2 separate regions of the Homo sapiens genome follow, and region 1 is linked to region 2. A link is an interaction called in ENCODE POLR2A ChIA-PET data of the cell type or tissue named here. Cell type or tissue: PC-9. All regions are shown on one strand.

Region 1 (8,000 bases), 160 kb after region 2:
AAGGAAAAAGGGGGGTTGTTCTCTGGCGGGCAGGAGTGGGGGTCACAAGGTACTCAATGGGGGAGCTTTTGAGCCAGGATGAGCCAGGAGAAGGAATTTCACAAGAAAATGTCATCAGTTAAGGCAGGAACAGGCCATTTTCACTTCTTTTGTGGTGGAATGTCATCAGTTAAGGCAGGAACCGGCGATCTGGATGTGTACGTGCAGGTCACAGGGGATATGATGGCTTTGCTTGGGCTCAGAGGGCTGACATTCCTGTCTTCTTATATTAATAAGAAAAATAAAACTAAATAGTGGTAAAGTTTTGGGACAGCGAAAATTTTTGGGGGTGGTATGGAGAGATAATGGGCGATGTTTCTCAGGGCTGCTTCAGCGGGATTAGGGGCGGTGTGGGAACCTAGAGTGGGAGAGATTAAGCTGAAGGAAGATTTTGTGGTAAGGGGTGATATTGTGGGGTTGTTAGAAGGAACATTTGTCATTTAGAATTATTGGTGATGGCCTGGATACAGTTTTGTATGAATTGAAAAACTAAATGGAATAAGAGAAGGAGAAAAACAGGTATAAAAGGTCTAAGAATTGGGACAACTCAGGACATCTGATTAGAGAGTGCCTAAGGAGATTCAGCACAGTCCTGCCAGCAAAGATTATTTATTTACTTCAAGAGTTAAGAGTGGCAGTTTGGGGATAGCACCAGGAGATATCAGCTGTGATGGCTTGGAGAAACAGCGTAAACCGGCAGTGTAAATAAGAGCAGGGCGTGTATGAGTAGTTGAGAACGGTGAATAGGAGTATGACTAGACAGAAGATAATAGGGATGATAAGTTTTTTTGGGGCACAGTCTAAGTTGGTCTGGTGTCTGGAATGAGACTGGGGCCTAATAAAAAGGAGCGTCTATACAGGAGCTCAAATGGGCTGTACCTTGTAGCATTCTGAGGACAGGTCTGACTTCTGAGAAAGGAAAGTCGTAAAAGTATTGTCCAGTCCTTTTTAAGTTGGTAGCTGAGCTTGGTGAGGTGTGTTTTTAAAAGACCTTTAGTCCGTTCTACTTTTCCTGAAGACGGAGGACCATAAGGGATATAAAGATTTCACTGAATACTAAGAGCCTGAAAAACTGCTTGGCTGATTTGACTAATAAAGGCTGGTCTGTTATCAGACTGTATAGAGGTGGGAAGGCTAAACTGAGGAATTATGTCTGACAGAAGGGAAGAAATGACTGCGGTGGCCTTCTCAGACCCTATAGGAAAGGCCTCTACCTATCCAGTGAAAGTGTCTATTTAGACTAAGAGGTATTTTAGTTTCCTGACTTGGGACATGTTGAGTAAAGCTAATTTGCCAGTCCTGGGTGGGGGCAAATCCTCAAGCTTGATGTGTAGGGAAGGAAGGGGCCTGAATAATCCCTGAGGAGTAGTAGAATAGCAGATGGAACACTGAGAAGTTATTTCCTTGAGGATAGATTTCCATGATAGAAAGGAAATGAGAGGTTCTAAGAGGCGGGCTAGTGGCTTGTACTATAGCATAGCCTGCCTTTGCTGGTGTGTGGCGATTAGGCCTGGTGGAACTGCCATCAATAAATCAAGCGTGATCAGGGTGAGGAACAGGAAAGAAGGAAATATGGGGAAATGGGGTGAATGTCAGGTGGATCAGAGAGATACAGTCATGGGGGTCAGGTGTGGTATCAGGAATAATGTGGGAGGCCGGATTGAAGTCCGGGCCAGGAACAATAGTAATTGTGGGACTTAACAAAGACTGAGTACAGCTGAAGGAGCCGGGGAGCAGAAAGTATATGCGTCAGGTGTGAGGAAGAAAATAGATTTTGGAAGTTATGAGAAATGTAGAGAGTGAGTTGAGCATAGTTTGTGATTTTTAGGGCCTCTAAAAGTATTAGGGCGGCAGCAGCCGCTGCATGGAGACATGAGGGCTAGGCTAAAACAGTAAGGTCAAGTTGTTTGCATAGGAAGGCTACAGGGTGCGGTCCTGGCTCTTGTGTAAGAATTCTGACCGCACTAACCATGCCTAGGAAGGAAAGGCGTTGTTGTTTTGTAAGGGATTGAGGTTTGGGAGATTAATCGGACACGATCAGCAGGGAAAGCACGTGTGTTTTTATGAGAATTATGCTGAGATAGGTAACAGATGAGGATGAAATTTGGGCTTGACTGAAGTAATGGGGGCTGTCTGTGAAGCCTTGCGGCAGTACAGCCCAGGTAATTTGCTGAGCCTAATGGGTGTCAGGGTCAGTCCAAGTGAAAGCAAAGAGAGGCTGGGATGACGGGTTCAAAGGAATAGTAAAGAAAGCATGTTTGAGATCCAAAACAGAATAATGGATTGTGGAGGGAGGTATTGAGGATAGGAGAGTATATGGGTTTGGCACCATGGGGTGGATAGGCAAAACAATTTGGTTGATAAGGCATAGATCCTGAACTAACTTGTAAGGCTTGCTTGGTTTTAGGACAGGTAAAATGGGGGAATGGTAAGGAGAGTTTATAGGCTTTAAAAGGCCATGCTGTAGCAGGCAAGTGATAACAGGCTTTAACCCTTTCAAAGCATGCTGTGGGATGGGATATTGGCATTAATCGGGGTAAAGGTGGTTAGGTTTTAATGAGATGGTAAGGGATGCATGATCGGTCACCAAGGAGGGAGTAGAGGTATCTTATATTTGTGGGTTAAGGTGGGGGAATATAAGAGGAGGACGCAAAGGAGGCTTTGGACTGGGAAGAAGGGCAGCAATGAGATGTAGCTGTAATCCAGGAATAGTCAGGGAAGCAGATAATTTAGTTAAAGTGGCTCGCCCTAATAAGGGAACTGGGCAGGTGTGGATAACTAAAATGAGTGCTTAAAAGAGTATTGTCTAAGTTGCCACCAGAGTTGGGGAGTTTTAAGAGGTTTAGAAGCCTGGCTGTCAATACCCACAACAGTTATGGAGGCAAGGGAAACAGGCCCTTGAAAAGAAGGTAATGTAGAGTGGGTAGCCTCCGTATTGATTAAGAAGGGGACGGACTTACTTTCCACTGTGAGAGTTACGCGAAGCTCGGCGTCTGTGATGGTCTAGGGGGCTTCCAAGGCAGTCGGGCAGCATCAGTCTTCAGCCGCTAAGCCAAGAAGATCTGGGAAGCAGTCAGAGAGCCTTGGGCCAGAGTTCCAGGGGCTCTGGGAGTGGCTGCCAGGTGAGTTGGACAGTCCGATTTCCAGTGGGGTCCCACACAGATGGGACATGGCTTAGGAGGAATCCTGGGCTGCAGGCATTCCTTGGCCTGGTGGCCAGATTTCTAGCACTTGTAGCAAGCTCCTAGGGGAGGAGGTTCTGGAGGAACGCCTGGCCGCTGCGGTTCAGGCGTTTGGAAGTTCTTGTGTGCTGGAGATGTGGCTGGGGTTTGTCTCACAGTGGAGGCAAGGAATTGCAACTTTTTTCTATTATTGTACACCTTGAAGGCGAGGTTAATTAAATCCTGTTGTGGGGTTTGAGTGCCAGATTCTAATTTTTGGAGTTTTATTTAATGTCGGGAGCAGATTGGGTAATAAAATGTATATTGAGAATAAGACGGCCTTTTGACCTTTTAGGGTCTAGGGCTGTAAAGCGTCTCAGGGCTGCTGCCAAAGGAGTCACGAACTGGGCTGGGTTTTTATGTTTGATGAAAACGCTATCTGATTTGGGATAAAGAAAAAGGAGCATTAACCTTGACTGTGCCTTTAGCTCCAGCCACCTTTTTAAGAGTCAATTGCTGGGCAGGTGGGGGAGGGCTAGTCACGAAACGAAACTGTAAGGCAGACCAGGTGTGAGGAGGGGAGGTGATAAAAGGATTATAGGGTGGAGGAGCGGAGGCTGAGGAAGAATTGGGACCTAGCTGGGCCTGGCGAGGAGCAGCCTGGGGAGGTGGGGAGAGGTCAGATGGGTCCGTAGAAAAGGAAGATTAGAAAGCCTCAGCGACGCTTGGGGTTGGGACTGAGGGGACAGGTGGGAGGGAAAGAAGGAAGATTTGGGATGAGTTGCATTGGGAACAGAGACTAGAGAGGGACCGATGTGTAAAAGAATGCCTGGATGTCAGGCACCTCAGACCATTTGCCCATTTTACAACAAGAATTATTTAGATCTTGTAGGATGGAAAAATTGAAAGTGCCGTTTTCCGGCTATTTGGAACTACTGTTGAGTTTGTATTGGGGTCAAGCGGCATTGCAGAAGAAAATAAGATGCTTAGATTTTAATTTAGGTGAGAGTTGAAGAGGTTTTAAGTTTTTGAGGACACAGGCTAAGGGAGAAGAAGGAGGAATGGAGGGTGGAAAGTTGCCCATAGTGAAGGAAGCAAGCTTAGAGAAAAGAGAGAGTAGAGACATGGAGGGAAGGGGTTTGGGGGTTCTTACCTTCCAGAAAAGCGGGAAAGGGGTTGGGGCACGGAGAAGAGGTTGGGGCACGGAAATAAGGGATGGGGGCACAGAGATTAGAGGTTGGGGTGTGGAAATAAGGGATTGGGGCACAGAGATATAAGAGGTTGGGGCGCGGAAATAAGAGATTGGGCGCAGAGATAAGAGGTCGGGGCACGGAAATAAGGGATTGGGGTGCAGAGATACGAGGTTGGGGTACTTGCCCCTCCTCTAGAAAAGCAGGACTTGCCGCTCAGGGTGAAGGAGAAGGGGTTGGGGATTTCTTGCCCCCCAGAAAGGAGGAGAAGGGGTAGAGACACGGAGAGAAGGGGTTGGGGTACTTGCCCCTTCCCCAGAAAAGCAGGACTTGCCGCTAAGGGTGAAGGACCAAGGCAGGCGTCCCTGCATGGTCTGACACCTCTGAAACCTGGGTGAATAATCATTGCAGTCCCTGCAATGATTAAACACCAAGGGAAGGCTGCCTTCCCAGTCCCTGACCGGCGCCGGAGTTTTGGGTCCACGGATAAAACGTGTCTCCTTTGTCTCTACCAGAAAATGAAAGGAATTGAAATTAAGAGAAGGGAGAGATTGAAGAGTGGAAAGGAGAAAGTGGTTGAAGGACAGTGAGAGAGGTTGGAGAAGAGAGTAAGAAGAGGCCGCTTACCCGATTTAAAATTGGTGAGATGTTCCTTGGGCTGGTCGGTCTGAGGACCTGAGGTCGTAGGTGGATCTTTCTCATGGAGCAAAGAACAGGAGGACAGGGGATTGCCCTCCCAAGGGAGGTCCCCCGATCCGACTCATGGCACCAAATTTCATGCATGTCCGTGTGAAGAGACCATCAAACAGGCTTTGTGTGAGCAATAAAGCTTTTAATCACCTGGGTGCAGGCGGGCTGAGTCCAAAAAGAGAGTCAGCCAAGGGAGACAGGTGGGGCCGTTTTATATGATTTGGGTAGGTAAAGGAAAAAGGGGGGTTGTTCTCTGGCAGGCAGGAGTGGGAGTCACAAGGTACTCAGTGGGGGAGCTTTTGAGCCAGGATGAGCCAGGAGAAGGAATTTCACAAGACAATGTCATCAGTTAAGGCAGGAACAGGCCATTTTCACTTCTTTTGTGGTGGAATGTCATCAGTTAAGGCAGGAACCGGCGATCTGGATGTGTGCGTGCAGGTCACAGGGGATATGATGGCTTAGCTTGGGCTCAGGGGCCTAACAATACAGGCTGACAAGGATTCTTTCTTTGTATTAAGCACTTTCTAGATTTCTTGGAGTGGTTAGCACCAAGGGTATTGGCTACCAATCCTCATTTCTATTAATATTATTTCATGTAGACAAATGTAGACAATTGATGTTTTCTCAATCCTATGTAAAGTTGGTGAGAAGGTGATTTAGAAGATTCTGCTATTTTTATTGACCTAAATTAATCTAAGAAAAGATAGTCACTTGCTAAGTAGTTGCAGCTTAAAACAAGTTTCCTACTCCTGCTCCCCTTCCAATCTCGTTGCCCATGAGCTCTGTCTGGTATTAGTGAAAGTGACAGAAATACATGTAGTGAAAGCTACATGTATTCTAGTTCCTCACCAAAATGCATATTTAGAGGTAAAGGGGTGTAATGTCTGCCACTTACCCTCAAATGGCTCAAGGAAAAAATAGAGGGGTTTGGGGAGAAGGAGAGGGAGAGAGAGGAGAATGAGAAAGTAAGTGTGGTCAATGTTAATTGGAGAATCTGGGTAAATGGGAGTTCTTTGTGATTCCTTGAAACTCTTCTGTAATTATATCAAAATTAAAAGTTAAATATAAGAACATAAAAAAAGATCTTCCCAACATTTTGATCTTACATTGCCTTCTTAGCTTCTCTTGAGGGTTTCTTGTAAGCAAGGACAGTGGAAAGAAAGTGGGATTAGTCTGCTGTTCAGGGTCCTGCATCTGATGTGTCACTCCTGGAGTTCAGGACTAATAAAAAGTTTGTGCTCAATTGCAGTCTTTCTCCTCAGCACTATGGATTATAACCTGTACTTTCTGTGCCGTCCTTGTTCTTTGAATGGCTTGAGTGTGTCTTGTCTCTTTTATCTTAGGCTTTCTTCAATTCCTTTTGAAAGCAGAAGAAATATGATATAAGGCAGTGTCATGCCCTTAGTTCTACTGTGCCCCTGTGTTAAGGGGCATAATCTACTCAGGGTTCTATGTGCTTCATAAATGCAGCAAATGGTGCTGTGCTTTAATGGTTTTTCCCAGCATCATTCCCAGTTCTTTCCTTTGGTTTGCTTCCTTCTGCCCTTTTCCTTCCCCTTGCTTCATCCTTCTTTCTTCTCTCTCATTCTGTCTCTCATTTTCCCTTTCTCTGGGTCCACTCCTATCTTCCTCACCCTCATTCCCTCAAGACCTCCACTCTCGTCTCAGGTGCCCCCTTTTCTGTTCTGCTGTCTCCCTTCCTCTCTTCATTCTCTCTCACACAGAAGAGTAAAGAGTCAGGGCAGAGGGGAAAAGAGTGAGGGAAATAAGAAGGGGGAGCAGAGAGATACAGCAACTAAGAAAAAGAAAAAGAAAAAAATACCCAGCCCTGGGGCTAAAAGATAGTCACGGTGGTCAGTCACTTTGTCTGGGCTCTCAACTGGTGTACTTACCTCTCCTGCTCAACGTTTGAGCATGTGCCTCTGCTGCTTAATATTTGTGGGGTGAAGCTCCCACCGACTTGGCACAGTGATGATTCCATACGAAGGGAAGGGACGCCAGGGTCTGTGGTTGTTTTTGTACGTTTGTTCTCTGAGCTTCTACTACCACCTACTCTACTTCCTGAAATAGACTTTTCTCTCCTCCTTTTCCTTCTCCTTCTTCTTTCTTTTTTTTTCAGAGTCTTGCTCTGTTGCCCAGGCTGGAGTGCAGTGGCACCATCTCGACTCACTGTAGCCTCCACCTGCCATGTTCAAGCGATTCACCTGCCTCAGCCTCCCCAGTAGCTGGGACTACAGGGGTGCACCACCATGCCTGGCTAATTTTTGTATTTTTAGTAAAGGCAGGGTTTCACCATGTTGGCCAGGCTGGTCTCAAACTCCTGACATCAGGTGATCCACCTGCCTCGGCCTCCCAAAGTGCTGGGATTACAACCATGAGCCACTGCGCCCAGCCTGAAATCAACTTTTCTAACAGTGAAAGAGGGAGCCTACTGTCCACAACTTTGGTCAATAGGGAAACACTTTACTTCCCTAATTCTTTGACCAACCATAGAAAACCTTTAGGCAGATAAAGGATACTAGTTTTCCTTTTTATTTTCATTTTCTAAAAATAAATATTTACCAGGTTACCAAGAAAATACATAAAGCAACAAGTAAAACACCCCACCACCAAAAGAATGTACATTTGGGCTCAGCTAAGATCACAACATCTAGCCATGGACATGTTGACTGGTACAGCCTCCAGGTTTTTGGATGGTTAGCATCCAGATTCTAGTCTTTCTTTCTCTCTCTGTCTGTCTGTCTGTCTGTCTGTCTGTCTGTCTGTCTGTCTCTCTCTCTCTCTCTCTCTCTCTCTCTCTCTCTCTCTCTCCCTCTCTCCCTCTCTCCCTCTCTCCCTCTCTCCCTCTCTCCCTCTCTCTCTCTCTCCCTCTCTCTCTCTCCATTCACCTCTTAGTTTTTAGCATTAGATCTGCATTCCC
Region 2 (8,000 bases):
GTTAGTTGCAGAGGCCAGAGATGTTGCTAAACATCCTACAATGTAGAATTCTCCCTACAACAAATAATTCTCTGTCCAAAAAATCAATAGCACTGAAGTTGAGAAACCCTGTTCCAAAGAGATCAAAAGGGAAACCAGGAAACCTTTGCCCTCCTTGGAAAGAGAAGTTTTAGTGGTTTCTGCAGTAGGTTGGTACATGGGATAGAAGTCAGGAAGTGAAGCCTGTGAGAGGACACTGCAGGTTTTTCCCAGTGGAGGTTGTTAAATAAGGAAGTCCTAAAATGAGAGGGGAGCCAGGGTTAGTGGAAGTTTCTTTTAGGAATGATAATTGGTGGTACCAAAGTATTTTAAAATGTTTGAATCAACTGAAGTTTTTATTTTTCATTTGGATGTTAGATGCCTTCGAAACTTTCATCTAAGCCATGTTAACAGTGTGTTATCTTGATGAAAGATCTTTACAGTTTCTGCTTCTTTAAAAGGGGAGAAAATAATGCTGCCTATTTATGGCCACATCTCATGATCGCACAGATTTAGCAAAGGAAAATACCCAAAGCGCCTTGATGTCTAATGTTGGATTCTCACCGTTAAATATTTTATGAAAATCTTTTGATCTTTTGTAATGTCACTCTGTAATCTTACTGCATTTCTGTAGGTAAATATCTGAATTATTCAAATTAGTTTATTAACAGTCTTTCATTTGTTAAATACAGATACTCCTTGAGTTATGCTTCTTGTACAATGAGTGACTGGCTGCTCATTATGTCTCAAAGAAAGGTTCCTCTCAGCACCCTTTTGTTTGAGAAAGGGGGGGTTTATGATACTAGGAGAAGTAAATGTGAAGTCATTACTGTCAGAATTGTCTTTTTTGTTGTTGTTTCCTTAAGAAGTTGTTTCTTAAGGGTTGCTTTGCCTCATGTGAGAAAGCCAGAGAGTGCTGTGGCAGAATGGGTCATTCTCTTCTTGTTGGAAGCCTGGCAGAGCCTGTGGCTGGTGGTAGGAAGGATTCTTTTTGCTCTAGCTGGTAAGTGGATGTCATAGCTGGAGGGCGGGGATTTTCTGATCATTTGACATTGGACAGTTATCAGCTGCAGCAGTTGGCGGGGACAAGTTCAGTCTTTTGTTTTGTAAGTGGAAGCAGCCAAGGCCATAGCAACAGATAACTGATTTCCTGACATCAGCAGGTCTAAGTTAGAAGTCAGTGCCAAACCATACTGTATGTTATCACATAGGGTATAAAGGGTTTTATGGGTTTCTCACAGAAATTAACCACCATTTATAGCATAATTTTCATGATATGTCCCATGTCCCAAACAATCAAATTAAAATTATTTTGGATCACAATCCATATGGGTTTGTTACTCTCTTTAGTCTGGATTTCTTCTAAAATCATTACAGTAGTGTTTCAGTTTTCATCTTCTTCTAGACTGTCTTCTCTGAGAGTCCAAATATGTGTCTTAATAATGATAGGAGTATAATTTTTATAAAATGCAAAAAGTTCTAACAACGGTTGGTTAATTAATGTGTCTCTATTGCAATATATGAGAGTAGATTCTCTCTGTTTATTTATTTGTATGCCCAGGGGCTCTGTCTACTGAACAATTTCTTGAAAAGGGTCTGCTCCGAAAGGGAAAATCACTTTCCTTTGTATAGTCTGAAGACAGTAAGTCTGGAAAACTGCTAACCCCAATTTTTCCCAGCAGAATATTGTATAAAATCCACTTACCACCCAAGTCCAAAATGAAATTTTTTTCCAATTATTATATGTAATTAAGCATATCCAGTTATTTTAACTTTTTGTACACGTGTTAACAACATTTTGTCTGATGATGATGAATATTCACCTTTATTTTTAATTAGCGCCAGTGAAACTGACCTTAGCTTGTGAAGTTGATGTATATACTGTCAACAGTGTCCCTGAACATCATCTCCCAGGATGAAGAAAGAATGCAGAGGGAGGGGCAAAACCACTCTTCCTCTGAATCTGTCAAGTTCCACTTTGGATTGTATCCAAGGCTGTGCTTTATTTACAAAGGCCATGGAAAATCAGTGGAGGAATGTGACTTAAAAAATCTTCCACAATTTTTAAAGAAACGTCATTCTTTTCTTGAATCATCACCGAAATACTGCGGAAAACCACTGAGCAAGGTTAGTACATGCCTTTTTGAAAATGACTTTTTTCATGGAACAAAAACTTAATGTTTCTAATGAAATAGAAAGTTTCTAATAAGAATTCTATATCTTAATTAGGTATGTATACTTTTAATAAATTGATTCAACATTGAACTGCTAAGTAGCATAACATAAATATCGTTGTTAATTTTTCTTTCATACATATCTTCCTAAAATACCATTTTTAATTTGTTCAGTATAGGAGTATTAGGCCAACCATTTTATTGGATTTAAGTGATTAATAATTTATTGCACTAATCACTTAGTCTATGGAAATATTTAATAAGCTTATCCTAATGCTTTTTTCAGATAAAACATTTTTACCTTAGAAAGTCCAAGTTAGTTTCTTTTCAGAAATTTTTTTTGTAATTTTCCTGTGTTCTAGAGACTGCCTAATTTTTTTAAAACTACATCAGACATAGTATTATATTCCTCTTTTCCCCAAATTCTATTCCTAGCCTAACCTGAATATCATAAACACAAAGTAATTTTATACTCTGTGGATTAGAGGTTGTGGTAAACTGCAGAAAACCCCCCATGGGGCAAATGATCAGATTTGAGAATTCAGTTTCTCCTCTAACAGAAGCAGTGAAAGCTGAACCCTAAATAACTGAAGTGGGGGATACAAATGATGTAATATCACATTAGAAGGGCTATGATGTTCTTGTAAATGGTGCTATGAAGAGTCCCTTCAAGTGTTCTATCAAAGGCAGGGTCTGGGGGTCCAAGATGGGCTGGGTTAAGAGAAAAGGCTCTCAGACAAAGTTAAGTTTGATATTTGTCTCTAAAACTGACTATGTGGCCTGGGACAAGTTTCTTCACCTCTTGAAGCCTTGGTTTCCTCACCTGTATGTTATTTACTTCATTAGATTGTTGGGAAAATGGAATAAGATAATTCATATAAAGAACGAAGCTTGAAAACTGTGTAGAAGACTCAATAAATGTTCCTGCTGTACCTGTTGCTGCTGCCCTTTGCTCCTCCTCGTTTACAAATGATTCGGGGAACTCAGAGCTTCGGTTACACCTGGGGGACTTCTTCCTCTGCCCCTGCTCTTTGCCTGTGCGCTTCTCCCTCTCTAAATCCCTCTCTCTCAATGGTTAGGGTGTTCTTAATTTAAAAGTTTTTCCCCAGCTATTTGCAGTAAAATATTTCCTTAACCCTTTCCTTAAAATACTTTCTTAAAACCAGCCTGGAAATGAAGGTTGATTCTGCTCTTTGAAGCGGGGGTTGGGGATTTCATAGTGGTACTAATTATACCTGCAGCTCAGCCTTCAGTTTACAAATTAAGAAATTCAGCTTGTAAGTTTGATAAGATTTGGAAATAACAACAAGGAACTAGAAAATGAATAGTTAACTATATAGCATATTGGTAACTGTTAAAGGGTTAAAACTAACTTTGTCATTCAATTGCTTCCTGGAAATAAAACCACTCAAATAAAACCTAAAAAAAAAAAAAAATTGACACTCCCATCTCACATTACTATAATGAAGGACTATACATTTCCTCATGCTTTTCCCTCAAATGTACATACTACTTTCAAATAGTTATCTAATATAGAGGGTGTGCACCATGCCAGGTTCCCAAGATACAAAGATAAATGCTACCATCCTTGAAGATGTTCACAGCCTCACAAACACACAGTCACTGGCAAGCAGTAATTATATAGTGTACACCAGAGAGGTTTGCTGTAAGCTAGCAGGGAGGCATTTTGTATTCATTGAAACTCCTGGTCCTTCCATAAGTTTTGATGGGGCATGGATGAATACTTCTTATGGGGAAGGAGAGAGTGTGTAGCTTCTCAAGGGAAAGAGGTTGAAGTGGTTGAATTGGTTTTGGACGGGTGGCAAGCAACAGGATATTCCAGGCACAAGGAACAGGATAAAAAGGATACAGCTTGTGGAGAGACGATCAGTAGCTTAGCTAGTGCTGAAGTGTAGAATGATGTCTGGTGGAAGTAGCGGAGAAAAGCTGGAAAAGTAGGTTGGGGCAAATCGTGAAGGGTCTGTACCCACTCCTCCCAAATGATTGTCATGCCGTACTGGTTTGATGAATAACAGCAACTCTGAGATTCTTAGTATGTTCTGGTTTTTCCTTCAGATATTCCTTTTAGACTGACATTCCTAGTAGTGGGGAGGGGAATCATTTCTGCTTTTTTATGTCACCCCTGCAACAGTACCTGGCAAAGATAGCGCCTGTCTTTGCTATTTAGTTACAGCTTTGCCAAGGTCAATGGTTGTCACTGTCCCTGAGTTTCTACCTTTCAGATAATTTTTACTCATCAAGGAATAGAAACAAATGTATTGGAAAGGAGCAAGTGTGACATAGTCTATGTCCTGAACCTGAAGATCAAGTCAGTATCAGCTGCCATCTTCCTCTTGGAATAGACTGGTAAGGCCTTGTTCACAGCCCATACGTCACATTTTTATTGAAAGCCTCTTCTGTGCAATGTGCTGGGGATGCAGCAGTGAACAACTCAGTGGGCTCCTGGAAAAGCTTAAATTTTGTTTTAAATACTGAAAAGCTCCTTTTAAGTATTAGCGAAGAGACAGTCATGTTTCTTTGGTATCTAAATCTTGTTAAAAGAGAAAATTGTTTTGCATGATCGGTTTATATCATATTGTATTCTAGTTAAATAAAGCTAGCATTATATTGCAAGATTGCTGCAAACCATAATAAATAGGAGTGAAGTGGGTTTGTAGAAGGTAATATTTTACTAGTTCCAAATCTGAGAGGTTAAAGATTAATCTGCTCTTTTTCCAAATACAACTTAGGTTTTTGCTCTTGTTTTTTGAGACAGAGTCTCATTCTGTCCCAGACTGGTGAGCAGTGGCCCGATCTCGGCTCACTGCAACTTCTGCCTCTGAGGTTTAAGCAATTCTCATGCCTTAACCTCCCGAGCAGCTGGGACTACAGAAGTGCGCCACCACACTCGGCTAATTTTTGTATTTTTAGTAGAGATGGTGTTTCATCATATTGGCCAGGCTGGTCACGAACTCCTGGCCTCAAGTGATCCGTCCGCCTCAGCCTCTCAAAGTGCTGGGCTTACAGTCGTGAGCCACTGCGCCCTGCTACAAATTACTTTTAATAAAATGACCATGGCCAGGCTTACTTATTCTTCAATGCGGCTTGCCTGAAGCTCAAAAAATCATCTTAAAGAGCCTATAGAATCCCTGAATCCCTATCCGTAAACAGTAGTATATGGATTGCAAAACAAGCCTTCTGGATTCTTCATGGCTTTATGGGTGTTGTCTGCTGTTGCTGTTTTGAGAAAGAGTGTACCCATTTTTAATTCTGCTCAATATATTGGTGGGAAGTTTAGAGATTAATGTTATGCAAACCTAAGCTTGAGGCAGTAATACTCAAGGTGCGGACAATACAGAAGCAGTGTATGTACTGTTTTGTTTTTGTTTTTGAGACGCTCTATCACCCAGGCTGGAGTGCGGTGGCGCGATCTCGCCTCACTGCAACCTCTGCCTCCGGGTTCAAACGATTCTCCTGCCTCATCCTCCCAAGTAGCTGGGATTACAGGCGTCCACCACCACGCCCGGCTAATTTTTTGTATTTTTAGTAGAGACAGGGGTTTCGCCACGTTGGCCATACTGGTCTCGAATTCCTGACCTCAGGTGATCCGCCTGCCTCAGCCTCCCAAAGTGCTGGGATTACAGGCGTGACCCACCGCGCCCGGCCCAGTTTTTAAGAGCGTATTTAGCAGAATTAGTTTCATTATACAAACCACAGAAAGCTGGGTAAAACCTTAAATGTCAGGCATCTGAAAAAACAGCGGCTTTCATCTAAAGGCAACTCGGAATGGCGGGGAGAAGGAAGAGGCTGTCAAAATTGCTCATTAAAAGAAAACGTGAGATAAAGCTATGAACACGGGGCTGCAGATATCAGTAATTAGTGCAAGGCGTCTGCCTTTAATTCAGTCGTGAGGAGTAAAGTGCAAGGTTGTGCCTAGAAAGGGCACAGAAAAAGGTTTAACTAGGGGAGAGGGAGTGGGTTTGAGAGCCGGAACGAAGCGAGCTGGCGGTGGGCGTGCGGAGTGGCAGCAACGCGAGAGGGAACGCGCTGGGGCTAGCGCGGAGGCCCAGAGCCCAGGCGGGGGAAAAGGTGCCGACCGGCTTCGAAGGGAGGCGACGGCCGAGACACACGGTCCGGCGCGAGCCAGGCGCCCCGCGACGTGCAATTTTATTTTGCAAAAGGTGCACCCAACGCCAGTCCCGGTAGAGTTGAACCCACCACGAGAGGGAGAGGGGGCGGGAGCGGGGGGCCGAGCGGCCGCGGGCTCCTCCCCCGGCGCCTCCGCTATCTGGGTCAGGACGCGACGGCCGCGGCGCGGGACCTTAGGACCCGCGGGCTCCAGGGCTACTGTCCGTCCGCCACTGCGCGCCAGCAGGTCCTGGTCTCCGCTCTCCAACAGCTGAAAGGCCGGCGCAGTGAACACAGGTGCGTGCGCAGTCTGGGAGGGGGCTGCTCAGCCGCTGGGGGCCGGACCGCGCCGGGGACTTGCGGAGGGAAGCGGAAATACTTGCGGTGGGGGCGACTGCACTTCCGGGTCGGTGTGTCCCTGGCGAAGCTTGAGCCTGCTAGCCAGCGGTGCTCTGCGTTCCCGGGGCTGGAGCAGCGGCCCATAGTGGCTTCCCGGGTTCATCCCTCGCTGACCCTGCGCCACGGAAGCCCTAGCCCCGGAGGTCGCTGGTATTTCCTCGCACGCGGACCCTTCTGGGGTGCGTGGGGAACAGGCAGTTTGCTGCCTCGGCCCGGCTGGTCCCTGCAAACCCCAAAGAATTTCAACAGAGACACTTGCTGGGCTCTCGCTCGGCTTTCAGCCTTGCGCAAACATTTTGTTTTTGTTTGTGTGGGGTTTTTTTTGCTCTCAGACTCCGTCTGTGCCTATTTCACACAAAAACGAAGGCCGGATTATCAGTGCTGCCAACATAGGGGAATGAGGCAAACACTTGGGAGCCCTAAATTTAAAATAAATTATAAAATACAAAAAAACCATGAAAACCTGATGAAATGAACAATAGAATTCACTTCGAAAGTACCAGGTTTTCCAGGACGCTGTAGGAAATCTGATCACTAGTTCAAGGTCTCAGTGCAATTCTCTTAGGAAACTTAAACCTCGGGCTTTTTTGTAATGTCTCTTTATCCTTGCAAAATTTGTCATACCTTCCCCGAGTTTATTAGAGTTATGCATTTTATATTTTTCTCCTCTAAGGGTCTGCTGATGAAGTTAATGAATATCTGTGCTAGATTTATGGTGAAAGCATTATAATTAATTTAGTAAAGCATAATTTCTACATCAAAAAATTAATTTTAAATAAAACTAGAACATGGAAATGAAATGTTTCTTCAGACATTTCTTCAGAAAACATTTCATATTCTATTTTCTTTAGAGTCAACATTTTGATGTCATTTTAGAATACTTGATTCTCATCTCAACCTTTAATATTACACAATAATACACATTAATTAAGTGCCATAATCTATATTAAAATGTCATTTTCCATTGTTATTTACTAGCACCTTACAAATTGAAACGTAACATAATACTTTGTATCTGATTATTAAAATATTAGAGTTTTAAAATCTGTTTGGTAAAGTTTTTAATTACTATATTTTTTTATACTACAAGTGTATACTATTAACATAATTAGAAGTATGAAAGCTAACAAGGCTGGAGGCAGTGGCCCATGCTGCTTATCCCAGCACTTTGAGAGGTGGAGGCAGGATTGCTTGGGCCCAGGAGTTCGGGACCAGCCTAGCAACATAGGGAGACTCACTCTCTACAAGTAATGTAAAAATTAGCCGGGCGTGGTTGCCCAC

Evidence for each region. Peaks named below come from ENCODE experiments on the same cell type or tissue, not always from the same donor. Only the 100,000 strongest peaks of a DNase experiment are listed, where the experiment ranks them.
Region 1: POLR2A ChIA-PET joins it to region 2 with 22 read pairs; 6 of 35 experiments call an interaction of 5 or more read pairs at or near these places.

Annotation. Positions count from the first base shown.
Region 1 is chr2:38,080,950-38,088,949 of GRCh38, forward strand. No RefSeq gene overlaps it. Among named protein-coding and RNA genes, the nearest start is that of CYP1B1, 8.8 kb to the left of the region's middle. In PC-9, no CTCF peak of the experiment used is centred here; no DNase peak of the experiment used is centred here; H3K27ac peaks cover 1,182 bases.
Region 2 is chr2:37,918,809-37,926,808 of GRCh38, forward strand. RMDN2 (regulator of microtubule dynamics 2) reads left to right here and starts at 6,479. Exons shown (of 11, transcript NM_001170791.3): 1 at 6,479-6,617. RefSeq lists a silencer at 6,294-6,533. In PC-9, no CTCF peak of the experiment used is centred here; DNase peaks (open chromatin) are centred at 143 and 6,733; H3K4me3 peaks cover 2,485 bases; H3K27ac peaks cover 1,740 bases.